2 separate regions of the Mus musculus genome follow, and region 1 is linked to region 2. The links are chromatin contacts, found by POLR2A ChIA-PET in ENCODE. All regions are on one chromosome and are shown on one strand. Each heading gives the region's core, a stretch centred on a gene start or an enhancer-like site at or near the end of the contact. The rest is flanking DNA. Distances are from core to core; before and after follow the strand shown. Region 1 holds the start of Ubald1 (UBA-like domain containing 1). Region 2 holds the start of D330022H12Rik (a long non-coding RNA gene).

What was found. ChIA-PET counts read pairs that join two places held with the same protein, here RNA polymerase II (POLR2A).
Region 1: POLR2A ChIA-PET joins it to region 2 with 10 read pairs in embryonic stem cell. The contact joins the promoter of Ubald1 here to the promoter of D330022H12Rik in region 2. POLR2A ChIA-PET finds 5 or more read pairs at or near these places in 3 of 5 experiments (Patski and embryonic stem cell).

What each region holds. Positions count from the first base shown.
Region 1 is chr16:4,876,490-4,881,343 of GRCm38, reverse strand. Ubald1 (UBA-like domain containing 1) reads left to right here and starts at 1,493. Exons shown (of 3, transcript NM_145359.2): 1 at 1,493-1,727. The coding sequence starts at 1,608.
Region 2 is chr16:4,591,838-4,596,499 of GRCm38, reverse strand. D330022H12Rik (a long non-coding RNA gene) reads left to right here and starts at 2,245. Exons shown (of 2, transcript XR_875867.3): 1 at 2,245-3,068; 2 at 3,783-4,662. Glis2 (GLIS family zinc finger 2) reads right to left here and starts at 1,787. Exons shown (of 7, transcript NM_031184.3): 1 at 1,565-1,787.

The DNA of each region.
Region 1 (4,854 bases), core at 244-2,743, 290 kb before region 2:
ATTGGGGTACTGTTGATATGCAAAGACTACTGCTGAGTGTTTCTCCAAAAGGCAGCAAAGAGGCTGAAATCTTACTTCGTGTGGACAGATGGGCAAAACGTCTAAGAAAGGGAGACACTCACTAGTCCCGCTGCTACCCATAAACTAAACTCGCAGCTATAACTCAGAGCCTTCCAAGCTCCCCGTCCTCGTTTCTTCCTCCTTTTCTTCCTATCTAAGGATCTTTCAGTCCCACCTCCTTCCCATCTTCCTCCAGCCACCCGATCGGAGAGCCCCTAGGAGTGAAGGGCAAGATAGAACTCCATTTCCCTAGGTATCAACTGGGCCCCACACCTTTACGGCCTCAGCGGTCCTAGCGAGAACAAAGGATCAGGTGTATCAAAACGTCTCAAGAGCCCGCAGTTGGCTTCCGAGGCCTGCGCTTACTTCCTCGGGGCAGTGTCGCTATAATGAAGCTTTCGGACCTAACGCCTCCCCTCCCGGCTGGTTCTACAGGGGGCCAGGTCAAAGGTGAGGCCAGTGAGAGCAAAGAACCCGGGCAACGTCTCTCAGCCGAGAAGACAACGCCAGCCCTCTCCTCCCCCCAGCTTCTGGGCGACTCTTCCACGTCCGACCGGCCACTCTACCAACCGCGACGTCAGCCGGAAGTGGCATGTGCGGGGCTGTAAACACCGCCTGCGAAATCACGCACCCAGCTCCCGACCCCGCCCCCACGCCACGTGATGCGCCCGCCCCCGCCGCCGCCTCATTGGGCGGCCAGCTTTGTTTACCTTATATGGCCAGGTCCTAACACCCCGTGACGGCCCATTGGTACAGTCGCGACCTCACTCAGGTGACGTCACTGGGACAGAAAGATGCAAATAAACCGGGGCATTGTGGGAATGGCAGTCGTGGCCGTTTCTGTACGTGCTCCGCGCGGTCCTTTTGCCAGCAGGCTGCTGGAAGTTTTTCTTTTGCGTGGGAAAGTGGGAGTTGAAAGAAAGGGGACGCCAAGGCTCCGGAGCAGGGGCTGTCTTTTTTTTTTTTTTTTTTTTTTTTTTTTTTTTTAAGACGCTCTTCCTGCACGACTGGCCAAGAGTTAGGCAAAGATGCCTTGCGAGCTCTGGAATGCTTCCAGGAGGTGGTGATTTCTAGCAGCGCCTTGAAAGGCAGATGCTCTGCGATACCGAGCGTTTTCTAAGTCTCAGGATTTTAGGAGTGTTTCAGCCTAGGGCAGTGGAGTAGGACCAAAGCTATCAGAGAGTCCCCTAAGAGCGCGCCTATTAATATTGTGATGCTAAGCACAGCAGCACACAGGACCTCCAGGGCCCAGTGATAAGGCAAGCTTGTGCAATGGTCCCTGGTTCGCAACTTCGCCTCTCAGCCTGGGGCACGGGCTGCGCGCCCCACTGAGATCGCTCGGGAGAGGGCGTCCACGCTCCTTCCCGGTCCGTTCGGCGGGGGCGTCGCGGACTACACATCCCAGCATGCTTCGCCGGCCGCGGGGCAGCGAGGCGCGGTGAGTCAGAGCGCACAGTAAATATTTGTATTAGCCGGGGCCGGCTCGCTAATGGTGGACGCGTGAGGCTAGCGCGCAGGGAGGCCGGAGCGGGCTGCACGGCGGCGCCATGTCCGTGAACATGGACGAGCTCAAACACCAGGTCATGATCAACCAGTTCGTGCTGACGGCGGGCTGTGCGGCCGATCAGGCGAAGCAACTGCTACAAGCGGCCCACTGGCAGTTCGAGGTGCGTAGGGGAACCGGGGACGGGCGCGGGCGGTGTGGACACGTGCCGGGGTGCCGGCTGCGGGCATCACCGACCGCCAGGCCAGAGCCCCGGAAACCCCGCTATCAGGACTGGATACCCTCCCCCAACACCCCCCCCCCCCCGGTCCCGGTAACGGCTGAGGAGGAGACAGCCGCCTGGAAGACGCCCAGGGCCGTGCCGGAGGCGGAGTCGCTTGGAGAGAGCGGTCTCAGGGTCGGTGTGCCGGGTGGGCGGTTTGCGGGAGTGCGCACACGTACATGTGGATTTGTATTTACGCACGCACCGCGCTTGGGCGTCAGCAGGGCACATCGAAGGTTGTGGGCATGTGGGCGCGTGTGCGGACTCAAAGCCCGTCTCGAGTGCGTGTCTGATACAGGATACCTTTGTGTCATGTTTGGTGTGTGTGTGCAGCGTGTACATAGGTGGTGGTTTGCTGATGGTAATCGTGCTGGGTATGGTGCGGTGTATGTTCATATACGTCATGGAGTGTATGGGTGGTGTGCTGGATCCTCAGAGTAAATTACGAGAGTCTGTATGTGTGTAGCCCACTCCAAAGGTGTCACCGGGGCGGGATCCTTATGAAGACCTGGGTATCCTCGGGCCTGACAAAGGAACCTGTATCTTGGGATGGTGTACTGTATACGGTTCACTTATTTTAGGGCATTTTAGACAGAAGATGGGAAGGTCAGTCTGGCTCTCATCTACTCCCAGGTTTCTCTTGACCGGTAGGATTATGTGCCCAGTCTTTTGTGTTACTAAGATGCCTCTGTTCCTCTAACTCAAAACCCCACATTCACCACTTGTGGGTATCGAGATGAGACTCTCTGGCTTGTAGCTGTGTGGGTACATGTGTGAGTCACAACCAGAGCCAGTCTAGTATTCTGTGCCCAGTTGGAGACCCCAGAGCTTGGCTTCCCAGTGGGAACCATCCCATTTTCAGTAGGAAAAGCCAGGAAGTGGAGACCAAGGCTTAACTTCCTGGTGCAGGATCAGAACCTCCCCAGGCTGGGAAGACTGTAGCCCTTCCAGCTCTGGATACCAAGCCTTCGATCTGTTTATCTACTCCCTGCTAGACTTCCAGGCCAATGTCCCTATGCAAGAGAGGGAAGGCTTCTTCCTTTAGCCTGGATTTGCTTACCCCTGGAGGTAGCAGTGCTTGTCAGCCTCTGAGGCCTGAACGCTCTGCCTTCTGTCCCCTCCCCCTGCAGCCCCACCCCAGGGAAGTGCCTTACTGCTCAGCTCTGCAACAGTCTTAATCTGCCCTGTTGTCTCTTGGGTTGGATGTGGTAAAACTTGTAAAACCACATTCATGGCAGTTGCTGGAGCCCAGTGGCTCTGCTTGCAGGTCCTTGCCCCAGGCTGGGCAGGCAGGCAGGTGTCTCATGGGAAATGGGCCGTGTGGAAGACTCGGCCCCTCTCTCAGTGTGGCGCAGGCTGGAGGGGGATGGACTGAGATATATGGCTACCAAGATTAGGGAAAACTGTCTTCAGGAGGAGCAGGGACTTCCTGCAGCCTGGAAACAGGCTGACTGACATGGGTAAGTTCTCTGTGCTCTGGGCTTGCAGAGTCTCCCTGTCACCGGGTACAAAGTGAAGAATAAGCTGTGAGCTCCCCTTGACCTGAGGCATCTGCCTAGGTGTGAGGGGTTCCTCATGGTTAGCCCTCCCCCACCCTCCTGGTTGGTAGCATACTCCAGGCAGTGTTTCTGGGTCACATTCTCAGATTCAGGTGCTAATGGGGGCAGAGGCGGGGAGGGGGGGGGGACACACACACACACACACCTCTGTGTAGTTGGCCAGATTCTTCTCTATACTGCCCTTTGGAGGACAGTACGGGTGTGTCATGTTGGGGTCCTGGGCTAGAGGAGCAGCTGCCCCTGCTAGGAGGCCTTGAGTGACCCCAGATTCATCCCCACTCCACTGCTTGGGAACACTGGTGTTGGGCACCACCAGCAGGGCATTCCCAGAATAATTCATTGGAATATACTGGAAAAATAAAAGAGCAAGCCTGGTCTCAGCCTGGGTTTCTGTGTGAAATCAGAGGCAAGGGGCTCCCAGTCCTGCTGGCTGGCCTGGCCTCCTGCTGTTCTGGGTTGGAGTGAGGAGTGGTACTGCCTAGGCTGAAGCTTAGCAGGCTCCAGGGGACCCCTCACCCACTTGATAACCGTGCTCACCCAGCACTTTCACAACAGCATCCAGTTTCCTCTTTTCCTGAATCAGGCCAAGGCAGGATACGGTCAGTACAGACGCTATCCTTTGGGTTCCCTGAGGCCACCCTGGGGCTCCCTTCCCCAGTGACACAGGCTTTTACACCAAGTCCTCTTTTTTTTTTTTTTGGTTTTTCGAGACAGGGTTTCTCTACAGCTCTGGCTGTCCTGAAACTCACTTTGTAGACCAGGCTGGCCTCCAACTCAGAAATCCACTTGCCTCTGCCTCCTGAGTGCTGGGATTAAAGGTGTGCGCCACCACGCCCAGCTACACCAAGTCCTCTTTCACCACACTTTTTGGCCAGTCCTGAGTGTTAGCCTAGAGTCCCAGTTCAGGGTTCTGTTCCTATTCCCACCTCGTGCTAGCCCAGGGTCTTAAGCCACTTCATCCTCAGTTTTCCTGTCTGTAAAATGGAGGACACCAATTCTAGCTTTGATGGTATGCCCCTATTTTGCCCTATTTCTGCTTGAAGAGGCTGTAGCTCAGAACAACAGGTGGCTAAGGAGCTGTCCCAAAAGCTGTCATGGAAGCAGTCTTCAGTTTCTGGGTCACCCTCTAGCTGTTCGTGTTAGGGACATCCCTCCAGAGATGGAAGTTATGCTAAGAAGTCTCCACCCTCTACACTGAGACTCACTCTTTGAGAGTCCCCCAGTACATATGATACAGAGACTCAGAGAAGGGTGGGGATTCCTCCCAACACACACCCCTCCAGTTGAGGTGACAGACCCAGGCCACAGTAGAGTCCAGAAAAGCCACAGTGACAATGTTAGGGTGTGGGGCAAGGGTTCATGAGACCCCAGCTACCTGACTGGTGGGAAGCGATATTGTAAGCGTCTTCACTGCTGGGAGTCCCATGAGACCTCCTTGTGTGATGGTCACAGACACACTGCTGGACCTC
Region 2 (4,662 bases), core at 996-3,495:
TGGTAGCTCCGGAAAGAAGGGGGAGGGGGGAAAGGCTAAAGACACAGGGCTACTTCCAAGGGTTCCCCACCCCACAAAACCACAGCCTGGCACTGCCTCCTGCTTGACTGATGGCAGACAGGGACATATTACACTGGGACTGGATCCTGAAATGAGCTAGACGGCAGTTCAGCAAAGGGTGTCTTAGGAGACCCCTCCCCCAGTGCAAGCCAGGGCCAGCTGAGAGGCCCAGCCTGAGCCCAGAGGGAAGAAAAGAGAGAGAGGGCTCTGAGGTCACTAGAGAGGGATGTGTGGGCTGGGGCTGGGACAGCTGTGGTACTGTGCCACCAGAGCAGGGCCTGGGGAGAGCTGGGCACACTGAAGGGGACAGTTTTACATTCCCTGAGCCTAGGGGCTTCAGAAAGCTAGCTAAGATAGCAGTTGTCTCCCTAGCCATGGCTCAACCCCACCTTCCTTCCTGGGTGCCAGGACAACAGGGAGACAGCCGTGCAGGGTGCCTGCCACCGAAGCCCAAGACGCAGGCCCTAGCCCTGGCCAGACCCATGGGAGCTCAAGTCTTGGTAGGGCCACTGGCTAGCCTGACTGCCCCCTTGGTGTCAAGCATTCCCTCTAGAGCCAAGATCTTGGGCCCTGATGGCTGGGGGCCCAGGGCTCCTCCCAGCATCCCTTCCAGCTTCCCAGGCCCCAGGGCAGGGCTGGGCAACTCCCTGCAACCAGTGCTTCCCCGCCACCCTCTGGCTGGGCTGGGCGGGCCCTCCTGGGTAGGCAGACAGGCAGCATGCTGCCCTGCTGTGGCCTGAGTATCCCACTGGGTAGGGCAGTGTGCCAAGGCGTCCAGGTGCCAGCCTGGATTCCAGCCCCATCCTAGGGGGCCTGCGGGGAGGTGCAAGCATCATCCTGGTAGGAGGGGGATGCACCTGCCTCGTCACCTCTTTTCCAGACCCATCCTGAGGATGCAATCACTCACCCTCTCCATCCAGCCAGGTCCCTCACCTGCTTCCATCCACCCTTCAGGAGTGGACCAAAGGCTACACAATATTCCAACTCCTAGTGCTGAATCAAGGGACGCCCCCCTCTCTGCCTCCCCCAAGGCTTGTTAAGGGTAGTGAGAGCAGGACTTTACCCAGAAAGGGAGGGTACCTTCCAAATAACCCGAGCTCACCGGTGAGCAAAGGTGGCTGCCAGATGCCCCATACAACTTCATGCCCAGGCTTCGGGTGGCCCCCTCTCACCTCGCAGAGCACCCCTACTGAAGACGCCCAACTTCCCCAGTGAAGTTTGCGCCCGCCCCGGGCCGGGCCACAGTTCAGCTCGGCCCCCAAACAGAAGGAGGGAAGGAAAGAGAAAAAAGACGGTGAAATCGAAGGACCCAGCCAGGGAGCCGGCGAGAAAGGGAGAGCGCAAAACCAACGAGCGCAGGGGCCTCAGCGAGGGCTCACAATGGCCCGGAGCAAGGCGCGGACGCGGGAGGGGGAGGCGACCCTCTGGTTACGCTGCCCCGCGCACCAGGCAAGTCCCTGGCCCAGCCCGCGTCCTCCCGGCGCGACGCCCGGGGGCTTCCTACCTCGGCTGCCGGGCTGACTGGCTCCGGCTGCGGGTTCCGGCGGTCCTGGGGCAGCGGGGAGCGGGCGAGGGGGAGGGCCGGGGCGGGCGGGGGCCGGGGCGCGAGGCTTACGGGGCACGGGCTCCCCTGGCGCCGCGCGGCACCCGGCCGCTCCGCCACATCTGCAGCTCGGGGCAGGGAAGGTGGCCGCGGCGGCCGGGCTGTGCGGGGATGTCTTTGCAAGGGAGGGAGGAGAGGAGAGGAGGGAGGGGGTGGGAGGAGGGACTGGCGGCCTTGGAGGAGGGCGAAGAGGAGGGGCGCGGGGGGCGGCCTCCCTCCCTCCCTCCCTCGCGGCTCGCTCGCTCGCTCCCGCCCTCCCTACAAACCCCTCTCACTACTGCGGCCCCAGGCCCGGAGCGCCAGCTGCCAGACGGAGCGTGCGCGGGGGGTGGAGGGTGGGGGTGGGGGGAGGCTGGGCCCGGGGAGGGGAGGAGAGCGGACGGCCGCAGGAGCGGGCACCGGAGGGAAGGGGGAGCGAAGGAGGGAGCCCCGCCACGGCAGAGACGCGCGTCCTCCTCGACTCCCCCCCCCCCCATCCCCGCCTGCCGCGGTCCCGCCCCCAGCCCGAGGGCAGCGCTAGGACAAGGCCTGGGGGGCGGGGGGCAGGGCGAGATATCCCGCCCCTGGGGGAAGCCTGGGAGAGGGGCGGGCGAACCGGCCAGGAGGAAAAGCCCCAAGGACCGGGAAGATGGAGGCGGCCGCAGCGGGCGAGGGGCGGGGACCCTCGCCTCCCCCTGCGGGGTCACCTTGGCCAGGGCCCCCGCGGCCCTTGGCTGCCGCGGAGGTGATAGAAATGCCTCTTGGAAGGCCCTGATTTCCCCGCCCAGTCCAGATCCAGGACCGCGCAGGCAAAGGCCTTTCAATTCCGACAGGTTCGAGGCCACGCTTCTCTCTTCCAGCTTTGCCTTGTCTTCAGCCTCAGTTGCCCTCCTGGTGAAATAAGCACAAGGCCTGGCACAACCAATCCAGGATTCCGTTATCTTGGTGACATCCGCCTGGACAACCTGGGTCCCCTAATCTGAGCGCCGCCGGGGTCATCGCACTTGGCGTCAGTAAGTTCAATGAGTTGGTCACTGAAAAGTGGATGTAAGTCAGTAACGCTTGCACACCGCAGCCAAGCTGTTTCCCACCTTTTCCTGGGAAGCTCAGACTTGGCGTTCTTTAGTGTTTTCTTTGGGCGAGTCTTGAGTCCACGCCTAATATCTTTTTACCTGTCTGGTGACAAATCTCAGTTCAAAAAGACAGCCCTCCTGATCCGAAGTTGGACTTGAACTCAGGAAACGAAAAGGCACTTCAAAGTCAGCATCACCAGTAGGTGAAGTACTGACTCCGGGTTGGAAATCTGTTATTCGGGCATTTGATGCCTCGGTCTGCGCCAGAGCCACATCAAGACATGAATCTTGATCATGGGGCATCCCCATTCCCAGGCACTGCTCTTGGCACACGCTCCTGGTCTGGTGCGAAGGTAGGCACATAATTGGTGCTCCTGATGTGGTGATCAAATGGATACGTAGTCAGTGCTCTTAACTGATTATGTAGTCATGATGGGTGCTTCGGTTTGAACGAAGACACATATTAGATTCTTATGATCTTTTAATACATGAAAGGGATTTAGGAAGAGGTCGGTTCACCAGGAGTAAGGCGGGGATAATGCCCCCCCACCCCCATTTCCCCTGTGTGGATAATGTCGCAGTGCTGCCGGGTTAAATATTAGCTGGCAGATGGACCCGGAGAAGGCCAGCTCTGGGACCTAAAGCTTGCTTCCAGGAAGAGGCTGTTAAAGGGCCGCCGAACATCACTAGAGTCTGAGGCGAGGGACTGCAAAGCGCCCTCTCCCGGCATCTTGAATCTGCAATTTAGTTATTCTGTTATTCTGTTAACCCAGCCCTAGTGCAGTATCTCACCTAAGCTGACTACAGGAACTGAGGCACATCGGTAGTGTGAAACTGGTGTACTAGTTAGTATAAATCTGTTTAGAAAAAGGAAAAAAAAAAGCTTATTCAGGAGCTAAAGTAGTTCAGCACGTGTTCCTAGGTTCAGTCCCTGATAACGGGGGAAAAAAGTATCATTGGGGGACACCAGGTGCTGTGCCATTTTAGCGACAAAAGGCCAACAACCTCAGTTGAGGAATGCTTGAGCCTAAGAAACTTCAGAGTGTTTTTCTTTGTTTTGTTCCCAGGGAGAATTCAGACTGGAATCCAAGGCTGGGTGGTGAGGCATGACCCCTCCTCACTGCAATCTGGGAACATGGAGGTACACTTACTATAAACTAGGCAAGTGGTCCCTTAGATGTCAAGCCTGGTCCAGTTTCACAACCTAGCTGGTGTCCTCGTAACTACTGAGAGAGAAAAAAGTAAACAAAATTTGGATGTTTTCTGCAAAACCAACAAGATTAAACACAGAAGCCTGAAATCCCAGCACTTGGGAGGACCACCACAAGTTGGAGGTTGGCCTGAATTACATAGTGAATTCCAGGGCCACCTGGGCTATGTATAAAGTGAGATCTTTATCAGCATTTAAAAATAATGTGTTCAAAGCCAGCCTGGTTTACATAACAAGTCCCAAGACAATCAGGGCCACATAGAGTGAGCCTGTGTCAGAAAAAAAAAAAACTAAATAAATACGTAAATAAAAAGGAGTGAAGACAGACTGCTAAATTAGGTGTAGAAGTAACTCAGGCCTCAATCCAGGCAGCTGGTCCTCAGTGGGCTGAGCTAGGAGTGTCTGGATTTTAAAGCTGGCTGGGGATACAAGATTCTATCCTAAATACCCATCCTCAAGGAGACCACTTCTCTCTCTGTACTATTTTCTCTCTACATTTTTCACTGTATTCCCAACAACTTCAAGAGTAACTCCCATTATTCCCATTTTACAAAAGTGGAAACTGAGGCAAAGGGACATTGACATAGTCAGTGGTTTTGTTGTGGTTGCTTGTTTTGTTTTTCAACATAGGGTCTCTGTGTAGCTGGCCTCAAAGATGGGCCTGCCACTGCTTCACTAGTGTTGGGGTTAAAGGTGTGCCCCACCCCCACCTCAACTTCCCCCCTCCCCCACTCCAC